2 separate regions of the Mus musculus genome follow, and region 2 is linked to region 1. A link is a contact called in ENCODE Hi-C or POLR2A ChIA-PET data. All regions are on one chromosome and are shown on one strand. Each heading gives the region's core, a stretch centred on a gene start or an enhancer-like site at or near the end of the contact. The rest is flanking DNA. Distances are from core to core; before and after follow the strand shown.

Region 1 (7,119 bases), core at 3,136-5,635:
TTAAGAAAACTGAACAAAACCACTACTTTCAGAATTAAAAAATATACTTTACTCACATACCCCCTACCCCAACACACAGTTCTAAAAGTCTGTCATTAGGGGCTAGAGAGATGGCTCAGCCGTTGAGGACACTTACATCTCTTGCACAGAACCCAGGTTCCGTTCAAAGCACCTAGAAGGCATCTCACACGTGGAATTCAGGCTGGGGTGTGCGTGTGTTCAACACCTATTCTGACCTTTTCTGGGGTTCCTGTGCATTCATGGTGCACATACCCCTCAATCAATCAATCAATCATCAATCAATCAATCAATCATCAATCAATCAATCAATCAATCAGTTTTTAAAGGTCTCTCAAAGAGAGGCAATGATTAATGTTTTGTGTCTATCAGAAGTGGCTTATCTGGCATCTGGTAAATATTAACCATATCCTTTCAAAAAACAAAAGCTGTTTTTTTCCTCTCTTGTTTATGTAAACAAAAGTGTGATTATGCAAATTTTCTTTGATTTCTAAGACTCCATAACTGGCTTTTCCCCTAGCCTGTTTGCTCTAAGCAAAACTGCAGCTGTATCCTCTCCCACTCGTGACAGCGCTTGCCCTCTCTCACTGGAAAGGTCCTAAAGTCACTGACATATTCTTCTACAGTTCCGATGTGGTCATAAATCAAGTTAGTACATTCGAAACCAAATGGGAAATGCAGACTTCTGGACATGCAAGGATGCCGGTATTGTATTTCAACTCCCCCAATGGACGGCTCACTTAAGGGTTAAGGGGATGGGAGCATATGCCTATCATTTTAGCAGCTGGAGGTTGCTGCAGAGGTGGAAGAGGAGGAGGAAGAAGAGGAGTTGAAGATTGCCTCAAGAAAAAGAAAAAGAAAATGACTAGGTAACAGAAATGTATCCACATCAGAGTCCCAGGACCAGCAGGGAAAAGACAACAACTCTGCCCCAGAGGCCTTAGAAAGCCAAGGCCTTAGAGGTGGACTGGACATCCTTGCTTAGGAACCTTCTGTTCTTATAGAGAGCAACCTGAGGTACTTCAGAGAGGCCCCAGAAAACCTACTTGTCTTTCACTGGCCCCAAGGACTCACTTGCTGTCATGTTACTAGTTAAGCACACATCCTGAGACAAAGTCCTTTCTAAAACCTTCATTTCTCGTTTCCATCTTTTGGTACTGACTGCCCAACAGTGGAGGGCTTACTCCTGCAGTCAGCAAACGGTTACGGGATTACATGGCAGCCTCCAGCTCCCTCCCCGGAGCTGCAGCCAATTCCTGGGATGAGTCACCTTGTCATTCTGGCTTCTTTTCAGCTTCTGCCGCCCCTGTCCCCACTTAGTACTCCCCAATGGCCTCTGTGGTCACCAGACAGACAGCTCCCTGGCTCCCTGGAGAAATTTCTGGTCTTCCACACACGGTCATGTTCTCTGCCATGAAGACAGGGAGCCTGGCTAGAAGGGGTCTGGGAGTAGAGGTGAGGCCAAATGCAGCCCCTTACAGACTGATGCTAATCCACATATCCTTGGGGGGAATGGACTATTTCCTAGTCAATAAATCATAGGGTTAGACCTGTGTTCAACAGTTTGGGTTCCAGGAAACAAAATAAGAGGTTTGTAGGCATTTGGAGAAAAACTAGCCCAAGCACTACCAAACTAAAGGAAGAGAGGCCTTATAGGGCTGCCTCGTCTCTGGGCTTTAAACAGACCATTTAGAGATGGCGGGCAGGAGGGGCAGAAAGAGGTGTTGCTTACAACCTAACACGAAACGGGCAGAGCACACAGGGCTTGCCTCTTCAGGCTGGGGTCAGGAGATTAGGTCTCTGCCTTCCGCCCACTCCCATCGGAGGTGTGGAGACAGAGCATTCCTCTCTGCTGGCTCACTTGTGCCTCACTCGGATTGCAAGAGTGCTAGCAATTCCTCAGGCCGCTTCAACCTTCTCCAGAGTGAGTCTACTTTCAATCATCACTGTGTTGCCAAAGGAACAGAGAGCCAGCGCACAGGCACTCTATAGAAGCAAGCCCCAGCCACCTAACTGGTCTTCAGCATCTCCTTTCAGTGGGAGACGGAACTGTAGGAAGTATAAGGGGCCTGGCACCAACACCCAGCGCCACTAAATCAGAGCCGAATGCACATCTGGGGTGCTCTATTTAAGAGAAAGGGACTCTTTGTCACAGTTTGAACTTCAGTGGTGTCATAAGGGCAGCAATATCTATCAAATACCATAGGCATATCTCTTTCACGCTTAAGCTTTCACGGTCTGAATGAAGGACAAGACCCCACAATGCCAGAGCAACCGGCAAGGACATCTACCCTCTCCGTAACGGCTTTTCACACAGCCAGACTGGAAGCAGCCTAGTGGTTATGACGAAGGCACTACCATGCAGCAACACGGATGTCTCCAAGATCTCCAAGAAAAGAGGCAGGATCTGGTATGACATGGGCTCAATCTGTTTTTAAAAGCCATCCATGGGAGACACTATCCAAGAAGAATTCATTGGTGTTGCTTCTGGGGAGGAACTAGGTTTTAGGGTGGGCTGAAGACACACATCTCCTTAAACACCCTTGGGGCTATTCAGATTGTCACCTGGACACATGTTACCTCATTTTTTTAACAGTGAGAGAGAGACCGCTGCAGAGCTTAGAAAAGGCCACCCACCCTTGCAGATTCTGCAGCTGGGCTGCAGCAACATCCACCTGTTATCTCCCAATGGGATCAACAAGGAACAGTTAGCAAGAGGTGTTAATTAGCTGGGAAGCTACCCACTTGCCTTGGGATCTTCCTGGCCTACAGTGTGTGAAATTCCAACTTGCATGGCTTTGACACTGGGTCTTCAGCTCACTGCACCTGAATTCTGAACCGTAACAGAGTTCCTGGACAAGTCATCAGAGTTTTGGGGCCCTATCTGAGAGCTCTCTCCCCTGCACCCAGGCCAGTGTTCCCATACTTTTGAGGTTAGAAGGCAGGAGCAGTCACAGGAAATGACCCAGAAATCAATGATGTGGGGTTTGAGAGTAATCACACACCCACAACCGGAAGCCAAAGTTATCTCGACAGCAGGTGAAATAAGTCGGGCCTGCAGGCAGCTCTCGGAGGCCTAAAATCAAAGGCCTCAGAATCTCCTCTGAATCTTTGCAGCCTCTGCAGCACCTCTCTTAACTAGGTTGGCCGGTTGGTAGTCTCTGAGGATAATCCCCTGCTGGGGATGACAGGATGAAAGGGGTGGGAAAGCTGTCAGTTCCCAAATTAAGCTTGAGAACGGCCTATTTGGGGAGAGGAGGAGGAGGAGGCTGGAGGATAACAATAAAAAGCAATAAAGGGAGAGGAAGGGGAGGGACTTGCCAGGGTCAAAAAGGCAAGAGGCCCACCAAGACACAGCCTAACGTGCTCTAATTGTCTAGGCGGGAAGAAAGGGGACACCGCGGCGCCACTCTCCTGGGGGAGGGTCTCAACTTGTTTGATCGCGCTGATCTGTACAGAAAGGTTCCGACCCCCGTGGCCTGCCAACGGCGCCAATGACCAGCATGAGCTCTGGGCCCCCGGAACTATTAGGGAGCACCGCCCGCAGCACCTTCCCAGCCCACCCAACCCAGAGGACAGACAGGATGCCAGACGCTTTCGAGGAAAGGCGGGTGGGGAGAAGGAAGCCCTGGGCGCTGACGTGTTGCAAGGACCTCCCAAGCGCACGTCAAACCCCGGGGTGCATACTCCCGCAAGTGGTGACTTTCTCCGGTCCAGAGTTCCCATGCAGGGAGGTAACCCTGGGGCCTGGTAACACAGGGTGCAGGGGAGCAAGGGAGGGTGGCAAAGGGCAGTCTGCTCCCGGACGAACTCACCTTTAAGGAAGTAGACCCGCGGGCCGGCGGGCAGGCAGGCCAGCAGCGAGGTGAGCACGACGCGCGCGGCGCTCTCCTCCCGCAGCTTCTGCCAGTGGCGGCTACCCTGGTCCAGCACGACCACCGCCGCCACACCGCCGCCGCCCTCCTGCAGCAGCCGAGCGCGGGCCGCCTCGTCGGGCAGCACGTAGCGCGCCGACACCGCGCCGCCCCGGGCCCGCCGCAGCACCACCGAGTTGAGGTTGACGTTGAGCGAGCCGCGCACGCTCGACGCGGCGAAGGCCAGGTAGGGCCGGCAGTCGAGCACCACGCAGCGCGCCTCCGCCTCCTTGCGGAGCATCTTGCGCAGCTGGCGCCCGTCGAGCGACGTGACCTTCATGCCGCTGCCACCCAGCGGCCCGACGCTGCGCGCCCCACAGCTGCCAGAGGACGGGCGGGCCACCTCGCGGGGGCTGTGGCCTGCAAACGGAGCCCGGCGCGAGGGGCCGCGCGACGCTCTCCACGCCCCGCTCGCTGGGCTCCCGGCCCCGCCGCTCGCTGCCCCAGAAAGCTGGGGATTCCGCCGGCAGCGCAGCGTTTTATGTGAATGAGTGCGCGTCCTGTGACGTGAGTGCCCATATAAGGCCAAATATGGGTATTTCCCCGCCCCCTGGCTGACCACGCCCATGGGTGGAGCTTGCGGGCACCCGCCTCCACCCAAGGAGCAGGCTGGAGAGAGGGCGTCTTAGAGCGAGAAAGAGGAAGTGGCGGGCGATCGCTCCCTCTCTCGGGGGGCCCGGCGCCGAGAGACTCACTCACGCATCACCCCGGACTACCGGTGGAGTGTCAGGAACGCCACCAGGCCGAGGTGACCCACGCCGTGCGGGAAGAGGAGGTGACCGTGGCCGCGCTACGGAGCCCCTGGGGCCTCCCGGTGAATCCCGGATTCCGGTCGCTCCCGGTTGTGTCTGCGTTTGCAAGGAGATTTAGCCTCTGAGATGAGCCGAGATGCGGCGTGGCTTGGTCATCTTGATACTGGGGGCTTCTTTCTAACACGTTACCCCCACTTTTGTTACCTTTTAATTTTCCGTAATAAAAGTTCCTGAGAGTAAAAAGGAGGAGTTGTGAATGGGTGAGCCGGAGACGTCAAGTGGATTCTACTTCGGATGATTGACAGTCCCCTTTTGGCTCTCTCCAAAGATTGCTCTCTCCAATGTACCACCCGAGCTTCATAGTGAGACCCTGCCTCAAAGAACAAAACAAAACAAAAAGCCCCACCCCCACCCCCGAACAATACACCGACTCGGGAGCTCTGTGGTTCTGGGCAGCTTGTGGGGAGCTGTAAGGCTCAGTCCAGTTAAACTGTTGTCCGGGTGGCTTCTGGATTTGTGGGATTATGGTGGATAAAATGTAATCCCAGGCTGTCTGCCCCCGCTATTCTCTCGGGAGCTTCATGCTGCCTGCCCCCATTCCCGGAAAATTAAGTGTGATTTGTCCCCTCTGCAAGTATTTACTGAGGGCTCTGCTAGCTGTCAGGGCACGTGGGATGCAAATGCGTTCTGCCTACAAATCCTTTGCCAACTATTTCACTGTTATCTTTTCATGGAAAACAAAACAAACCAAACCCTTGCATCCATTTACAGCCCCCATAAGTGGATGAGATTTTTTTTTTTAAGGAGAAAGCAGAAATCACATTCTGCTATCCAATCAATCAGCCCAGCAACAATAATGGCTGGCATTGCTTCTGGGTCATATCTTCATTCAAGCAATCGATTCAATCACTGTATACTCTGTCCTGAGTATTCAGTGGCTGGCCTGTAATTTTAGCATCTTTGAGACTGAGAAAAAAATATCAAAAACCCGAGGCCAATCTAAGCAATATAGACGCCCGCACCCACCCCACCCCCCACACAAAACAAACAAACAAACAAAAAAACACCAAAGCTGTAGCTAGCAGGCTCCACCCACGTCTTTCATCTCAAGCCTCACGAAGAATACCCAGCACCGGCACCAGCCAGTCTTGTGTTAGACGCTTGGTAACACGGCTGGAAGCAGGACTCCAATCCATCAGCCCCAGCCCAGGGAGGAGGCCTGGTCCCATCTCGGGCCTCTGTAAGTGTCTGTGTCTGCACACCCATGGTGTGTGGGCTGTGGTGGAAGTGGAGAAAGTTTCTCAGCCGATGAGAGCTGAGACAAACTTCCAAGAATGAGTAGAAACCACTTGCTGTGAAGGAAACAACCCAGCCTGTTATGCCTGGAGGTGTTTGAAAGACTCCCCCTCAGAAGAGAGAAATTAACACTTCTGCAAACCCATGGTTTTGTCTTCACTTCATTGTGCTTCTGTTTATTTACTTTGTCAGTTTGCATGTGTGTGTGTGTGGGGGGGGGGGGGTCAGAGGTCAGTTTACAAGGGACCCTTTCTTTCCTTCCACCATGAGGGACCTACAGATCAAACTCAGCGTCTGAGGCTTCACCCACCATCCCCACAGCCCATGAAACATTCTGGGTGGCACCTTCTTCCTAGAGAGCTGCAGGCTGCCCTGAAATCATGATGCAGGTTAGGCCAGGTTGGAATGGTACCATAGAGGCACAGCCTAGTAACCCTGAGACCCTCACCTAGGACCAGACTGCCCCAATCTACACAGCAGAGATTGCTCCCCTGAAAGTTCAGCTCACGGTGGCTCACACTAAGGTCCTAGAATTGCACACCAGCCAATCTGGATTGCCCTCCTTCAAGAGGCATGAATTACATACCTGGAAGCTACAACAAAGAAAATATCCTGTCACCTTGTCCCACGAGGCCTGATGTCTCAGGCTACACACTGCCCAACCCATTTGTCTTTTCCCACTGGAGCCAATGAAAATGTGTCCCATTCTTAAAAACTAAAGAGAATTTGAGACATTTGGACCTTATGCACTGGGTCCTAGTGACCTGGTTGAATTACCATTTGAGGTCATCAGGGAAGTGGCTCTGTGGAGGATGGAGGCTTTATCTGAGAGTGGGAGTGGGATCCAGACTGAGGTCAGGGACAGGGACAGCAAGTTTTCATGGATAATCCAGGCCTGAGCCGGTAAAGACTTGCTTGAACTTGGCAGGCAGTGGTTACAGCTGGAAAGAAGTCACGTGAATGGGAGAAGATTTAGAAAGAAAAGGTCCAAGGGGATGTGATGGAGACACAGGGATGTGATGGAGACACAGGGATGTGATGGAGACACAGGGATGTGATGGAGACACATGGATGTGATGGAGACAAAGGGATGTGATGGAGACACAGGGATGTGATGGAGACACAGGGATGTGATGGAG
Region 2 (7,605 bases), core at 145-2,644, 220 kb after region 1:
GAATCCTAAAGTTTGCTTTTAGCCACGTCCCCCTCGCCAAGTCCCCCCCTCCCTACCCCAGCGCGCGCAGGACCGCAGGTCCAGGGAGGGCTGCCGGCGCTGCCTGGTTCCTCTGGCCTGTTTCTTTGAGGGGACCAGAGGCCGTGGCATCCCAGAGGCAAGGAGGCACAGGGGAACTGTGTCTGTGGACACGATGGCCTGAGCCTAGTCCTGCTGTGGAAGGAAGGAGAAACGAAGTAGGCAGGAAGAAGAGCCGGAGTCCACGGCGCGGAGAGCTGTTCGGTGGTGGCGGTTGTTATTGTTGTAATGTGTGTCTGTGTTTTCTTTCTGGAAGCCCTGAGCTCTGCAAACGGTTTCCAACTTTCAGCTTCTCATCCCCACCCAACCCTGGAACGAGCGACAAAAACAGAAACAAAACAAAACAAAAAAATAAAAACAAAACAAAACAAAAAAAAAAAAACCAAAACCATAAGCCAAACCAAAACACTTGTCTGCCGGAGTAGGCTCCGGAAAGAAAAAGGAGGAAAAAAAAAAAAAAAAGGGAAGAAAGGCGACCTCGGAGAGACGAGCTCGCAGCCTCTCAGCCCAGTTGTCAGCAAACAACAACACTCCCCCACTCCTCGGCCAGGCCGTCCTCCGGGCCTGCTGGAGACCGACAGACCAAGGCACCGACAGGCTCCCTCTCCCCTTCGCTGTCTTTGTTACATCTTTAGCAGCTTTGTGCGTGCGTGCGTGTCCTTTCTCCGGTGTCATCGGCTTTACTGCCGAGGGTACGTGTGTGTGTGTGTGTGTGTGTGTGTGTGTGTGTGTGTGTGTGTGTTTGTTGCGGGGGGGCGGCGGCGAACCGAGTAAGCGACAGGGGTCGCACAAGGGGGTGAGAAAGAAAGAGCTGGACGCAGGCGAGCAGTCGGGGCCCCCAAACTTACTTTTGTTTTCTTTCTCGATCTGCTCCAGGTAGCTGGCTGCCTCGAGCAGAATCTGCACGTTCTGCAGAAAAGTGTTGATGTGCTTCTCCATCGAGTTCTCGCTGGTGTTGAAAATGTCCGAGAAGGGGCACCGGGGCTTGGCCCCCGCCGGCTCCTCCGGCTGCGCCGGGGGCTGGGGCGCGGCCGCGGCCGGGGGCATGGCCGGGGGCGCGACGGGGACCAGCCCCGCGCCCTCGCAGCGCGCCTCCTTGCGCGGCCGCCCGCGTTTGCCCATGGAGGCACGGGGGTCCGCGGAGCTGCTCCTTGTCCGGGGCTGCGCGGCCGGCCGAGCTGCAGGGCCTCTGGGAGACCCGGCCTGCTGGAGTCACCGAGGCACCGGGGCAAGGAGCCGGCCTGACTGACTTCCCGAGCCTCGCTGCGTGCGGTTGTGAGTGTGAGTGTGTGTCGCTCTCGCTGTGTGGGTCTGTGTGTATGGGAGATTGAATGAACCTACAGGACGGACGGAGGCGCTGTGGCGCCTGGGTCCTAGTGCGAGCCCGATGCCATCTGACCGGTCAAAATAAATGGTGGCGGCTAGGGAGGCAGGGCCCGCCCCCTGCCTATCCAGCACCCTTCCCCGCCTCTCCGCAAATCCTAGCTGCGTAGACAGCACTGTGCTTTAATAAGAATGGGAAAAAAAAAAAAAAAAACCCTCGGATGTCTCTAGGTGGACCTGGATAAAAACAATTTTTCTTTACAGAAAAATAAATTCAGCACAATGCCTGGCACATAGGAGGTCCCCAATAAATGATAGCTGCTAGGCATTTTTTAAAAAAATAAAAAAGACCTTATTTCAAAATCAAACAATAAAAGCCCAATTCTGACGGGAAGAATAGAAACATCACATGTAACTAGAAACTCCTCCCAACACAAACATTTTACACATGACCCCTCACACGCTCGAACACACACACACACACACACACACACACACCTGTGTGTACCTTCACACAAGCAGAGGAAGTCTCCAGGCTACCCTGTCCGGGTTCAGATTTACCGACTCCTTTGCAACCCTTCAAATGCAAAGTTATTTTCCAGGAAGCGGGAGGAGATGTGAGCATCTCTCCACACTCACTCAGTCCAGCTGTGCAAAGCTCACAGCAGGGCGTCACTACAACTGCCTGCCCTTTCACTTGACAGAGTGCCCCCTAGATAGAAGTGGCAACCTAGGAACCTCTTCTTCCCTCCTTCCCTCACTCCCCACTCCCACACCTGGAGTCTTTATCCCCTACTCCCTCCAACAGTTTCACTGCTGCCACTGGGAGCCACCAGGCCTGCCTGACCAGAGTGTGGGAGACACCTGGATAGCCTGGTAAAGAAGGCTTGGAGTTCTCGGCCTACTCAAGCAGACTGAACAAATCAAATCCTCTAACCCTTCCTGGTCAAAATTTGCACATCCCTGAAACCTCTGAGAAGATGCTTTCGTGAACTAAGTCAAAACTACACCTAGAACATCTTGGGCACATACTAAGAATTTTTGTTTTGTTTTGTTCCTGAAGATCAAAGCTTTGTGCCTGCTGGGCAAGTGTTCTCACACTGGGCTACAATGGCAGCCCCTCTGTGAGAACTTTCTCAGTTGGAACCTAGGTCCCCTTTGCTGCTGTAACTTGAATCTAAGTCAGAATGAATGAGGTAAACAAGACTTTTCTGCACTTCACTGGAAAACAGTTCTAAAAGGAATCTACCCAGACTGACCTCGTAAGGGGACCTGGACTTGTGCTGCCCCCTGTCCTCACCAGCCCAGAGACACTTCCCTATACTTTTGTCACAAAGACTGAAAATGGAAACTTTGTTAACAAAGAATATTTTCTTTGCAAAATGCTCTTTAACATTTACAGCTCATGTGTATACCCCCCACTCCCCCCCCCACACACACATAGACCTGCAAGAAGGCCTTTGTGTGCTTTCAAAAATATTATAAAACTAGGCTGTGAATATAACAGAGTGGTAGGGCAGCTTACCTGCCCAGCGTGCACAAAGCCCTGAGTTCATCCCAGGAACACATGCACACGTTTAAACATAAATAGGGGAAGAGGTAGCTCAGAGGCTAAGGGCACTGGTTGTTCTTCCAGAGGACCCAGCTTCAATTCCCAGCTCACAACCGTCTGTAACTGAAGTTCCAGGGGACCAGACACCCCTTTCTAACCTCTGCAGACACTAGGCACATGTGGTGTAAAGACAGACATGCATGCAGGCAAAACACCCAAATAGATTTTTAAAAGTTCATAAATAAATTAAAAATATAGGCCATGGGCTAGAGAGATAGCCCAGCAGCTCAGAGCACTTGCTGTTCTTGCAAAAGGCCCACGTTCAGCTTAGCATCCTCATCAGACAACTCATGTAACTTCAGTTTCAAGGGATCCAACACTGCCTCCATAGGCACTGGCACACATATGGTGGACACATATACATTCAACTACACATTCAACATATACATAAAATGAAATAAATCTTTTAAAAAGATATATGCTCAGGTGACATGGTTCAGCAGGTAGAGTCACTTGCAGCCAAGCCTGATGACCTAACTTCCGCCCTTGGAGTCCACACAATGGAAGGGGAGAGATTTCTCACACAAGTGTGCCATAGCACAAGTAATGCATATGTTGCCAGGTGGTGGTGGCACACAACTTTAGTCCCAGCACTTGGTAGGCAAAGGCAACAGATCTCTGAGTTTAAGGCCAGCCTGGTCTACAGAGCGAATTCCAGGACAATTAGGGCTACACAAGAGAAACCCTGTCTTTAAACGCTCAAAACAAACAAACCAACAACAAACACACACACACACACATACACACACACATACACACAAAACAAGCATGGCGTGTGTCTATATCACAAATGCATGTGTACTGCACATACACACACTTGGGGGAGGGGAGGGGGAAGACTTAAATATGTACTAACCGGCTTCTATGACAGGAACAAGCAATATCTGGCATTTTGAAATAAATGCATTCACATTTCGGATCAGAATATAGCCATTGTCCACATATTCTTTGGTTGCTTTTTTCATCTTATAACAGATTTTGCGTGGTTGAACGCTGCACCCTTTGGCCAGAGAAAAGCCAGGACCTTCTGAAGACCTGTGAGCTCAATGCTCATATTCCATTGCCAGCATGATTACTGACTTTTCTCCTTATTTCTCTAAGAACCCTCAGACTCTGAACGGTTCATGTGTAAATATCCACAAACATCTGGGGACTAAGCCTCCTGAAGGCACAATGACCAACAAGCTTTTTTTTTTCAATGCTATTTTGCAAAAACTGATACTTTTTGAAACAGCTCTGGTCTCCTGTGCCCCAAATGGAAGGTAATTGAGAGACAATGAGCCAGCTAGCAGCTAACCCAGAGTTTCTCTTTAATTCTTTAATGATGGAATGGGTCGAATATATACAGTACTGCAAACCACATGTATGCGTGGACACACCCACTGAGACAAACACACTCCACCCATGAGTGTTGGGGGTAGGGAAAGGGTGTTTTGTAATTATTTATTTGTCCCCGTTCCATCTCTCATAGGTCTGTGAGCTTTCGAAAACCCACTGGGAGTCTTCAAGCTGGGCCATGGAGCTGACCAAAGCCAAAATAAACAATGGCTTGAAGAAAATCTACCATAAAGTGCTGATTTGCACGATTCCCACAGCAAGCCGTGGCCCCCACCATCACTCCCATGGAAAACACCACTGCTGGGGCCAAATCAAGTTTCCCCCCATGGACGGGGCATTGTTTTTTGTTATTATGTGAGTTCTCAGCGTCAGACAATGGCACCACAAGAGACACAGTGGAGGCAGGAGAAGTGCTTTTTTGTTTCACGGAATCTTTTTGCAGTTGTGCCCCCAGCGTCTTGCGTGAAGTTTTAGTTGCATATATTCATTTTGGTAGCATGTATGTGAACAATGAATGTGCCAGGCTAAAGCCTGAAGTCCCTTCCTTATTTTTTTTTTCGGAGCCTATCAAGTGTTAAATCATATTAGCATCGCCTTGCACGCTCTCGCGCTCTCTCTCAAGCTCGCTCTCTCCCTCCTCCCCCTCACACCTCCCAATTAACAGATTCTCTAATAAAGTTTGGCCCCCGCAGAAAGAGTGGTACGTCAGGGGTTCTATCACAGGTCAGGCATCCAGGATGCGGGGTTACAAGCTCAGCTCCATTCCTGCTTAGCTTTGCTTCCCAGGAGGAACCATTCAAGCCCTTTGGAACCCTTCCTCCCTCTCTCTCCCTCCCTCCCTCCCTCTCCCTCCTCCTCCCTCTCTCTCTCTCTCTCTCTCTCTCTCTCTCTCTCTCTCTCTCTCTCTCTCTCTCTCTCTCGGGCTTTGATTCCAGAAGTAAACAGGCCTCTTTGGAAACTTGCTGAGAATATCTGCAGAGAACAGGTAGGGGACAGCTGCCCTGATCAGAAGGTATGTGAACTGGGGAAGAAAAGCAGAAACGCCTAATGAGGCCAACTAGGACCCTCTGGTTGGTCCAGGGAGTGGGTTGCCTGCTCAGCCTAGGTCTTGTTTTCCTGACTGCCTGTTTGTTGGGCTTATTTGTTTGGTGTTGTTTGTCTATCAACCTCGTTTACATATTAAAGTGAGATTGTTCCTGATTTATCCCCTCTTCCCCCAGACGTTCTATACTCTTACTTCAAAGGAGCTGGTTTGCCTGTAATTATGCCTTTACGTACACAGAGCCCGGTTAATTACTGAGAAGGTGATGGAAGGGCTGCCCAGAGACTCTCCACCTTGCATTGCCACGGATGCTATACCTCTGTGGTGGACCGCTTGGGCTTTCCTGGACTGTTTTGTTTTGTTTTTTGAGACAGTGTTTCTCTGTATAGCCCTGGCTGTCCTGGAACTCACTTTGTAGACCAGGCTGGCCTTGAAGTCAGAAATCTGCCTGCCTCTGCCTCCCGAGTGCTGGGATTAAAGGCATGCGCCACCACGCCCGGCTTTCCTGGGCTCTTTAACCCCGTTCTTCCTCCCTCGCCCTCTCTTCCCTCCATTACCCTTTCTGTGTGAGGCTGTCACCCCACCTCTGGCTTTTCCTTGTATGCTGACAGACTGTCTCCATCCAGTCCCCTCCCTGCTCTTTGCCCTGTGGTCTTTGTACTCAGACTTCGTAACCATGGCTTCTGTCCCCTGTTCTGTCACCTGAGTCACAAGCCACAGAGCTTTCCTAGGCACACTGCTCAGGTTCGGCGTATGCTTGCCTCTGAATATGAATCACCTGGTGGCTTGAGCTGAGCCAGCACCTCCTCTCTGGCTGTCGAGAGGACTCCATGGAACAGAGGGTTAGGGACCTGACAAGAATGAGGACAGCAGTGAGTCTCTGCATCCTCTACTGGCCATTCGCTACTCCTGTGACATGATCCCGAGTCTCACAGCACACCACACATAAGCTCAGCTATGGGCAGAGACCTGGGCAGAGGATAATTAGTTTCTGCCCTACAAGGAAGCTCAGTTGGTGTCACCTGCTCCTATGATCGTTATTACGTCCTCTCTCCTTCCTCCTGACTTGGCTCAGCCAGCTCTGAGTGCTTTCTGCCCAATGTCCAGCACTTACAGCATTCACCAGAATCCTGTGAGCTCATCAAAGGGCAAGAAGGGCATGTCCATCCTCTGGCCCTCGGACCCATGCCCTTAAGTGCAGGACATGAAAGACATAAAGCAGGGCCTTGCTTGGTCACAGCACTCCAAGGAATGGATGTACTCTCCTGCCTGGCCAGAATGGCTCTGCAGCTCCGACGTATCGAGAGGAGGCACTGACAGTCTGTGCCGCTCACATTAAAGTTTAAATACTTAAATGCTGCCTCTGTGGAGGAGCCAGAAACCCACTGACGGCAGATAGACTTACCATAAGGTACAGAGGCTCTGGTGTTTTCTGTCTTTGCTGTTGTATAACAGATCTGGGGACAAGATGGGGTTCCTCTGTAATAAGATGCCCTGATGGCGAAGGTTGGTTTTTTTCCTAATTACCAGGCAATCAAGACATGGCCTAGGGCAAACTGGGAATCACATGGAGCTTTTCCCACATCTCCACATCCCAGGGTGTCTCCCAAATGATTTAATACTTATATATTGAGGGGAGGCATTTGAGACAGAGTCTATGTTGCCCTGGCTGTCTTTGAACTTGCTATTTGGATCATGCTGGCTTCGAACTCACAGAGATTCTCCTACCCCTACCTCCTGAGTTCTGAAATTAAAGGAATCTACCTGGATATTAATATTTCACATTTTAAAGATTTATTCAGGACTGGAGTTCATACTCCTGGGACCCACATACCGTGCTCGGTAGGTATGGTGGCCCACCTGAAATTCCAGCCTGGAAAGGCAAACTGGCTAGAGAGATTGGCCATAATAATAGGCTCTCTGTTAGGCCCCAGCATGCATAAAGATGGCAGCTGTGGTGGTACGCGCTTGCAGTCCCAGTGGCAGGGAGGTGCAGATCCAAGTGAACTATTACTTGACATCTTATCTGATCTAACTGGTAAGTCAAAAAGAGATCTGTTTCAAAGGAGATGGACGACATTTCTGGAGGCGACACTCAGGGTTGTCTTCTGGCCTCTACATGCACAAGCACACGTCTGCATATGTGTGCCTGTACATGCCTGGACGCACAGACACACACATTAAAAATGACTTCTCTAAAAGATTCTAAGGT

What was found. A loop is a pair of places that touch in the nucleus more often than their neighbours do. ChIA-PET counts read pairs that join two places held with the same protein, here RNA polymerase II (POLR2A).
Region 2: a loop to region 1 is called in a map of regulatory T cell, with 1.9 times the contacts of the local background. The contact joins the promoter of Mxi1 here to the promoter of Dusp5 in region 1. A Hi-C loop is called at or near these places in 1 of 37 maps with a recorded cell type or tissue (regulatory T cell). POLR2A ChIA-PET finds 5 or more read pairs at or near these places in 2 of 5 experiments (Patski and embryonic stem cell).

The regions. Positions count from the first base shown.
Region 1 is chr19:53,526,411-53,533,529 of GRCm38, reverse strand. Dusp5 (dual specificity phosphatase 5) reads right to left here and starts at 4,385. Exons shown (of 4, transcript NM_001085390.2): 1 at 3,834-4,385. The coding sequence starts at 4,212.
Region 2 is chr19:53,304,295-53,311,899 of GRCm38, reverse strand. It overlaps Mxi1 (MAX interactor 1, dimerization protein), which reads right to left and starts at 1,394. Exons shown (of 6, transcript NM_001008542.3): 1 at 927-1,394. The coding sequence starts at 1,200. It overlaps Gm30541 (a long non-coding RNA gene), which reads left to right. Exons shown (of 3, transcript XR_003952895.1): 3 at 4,485-5,159.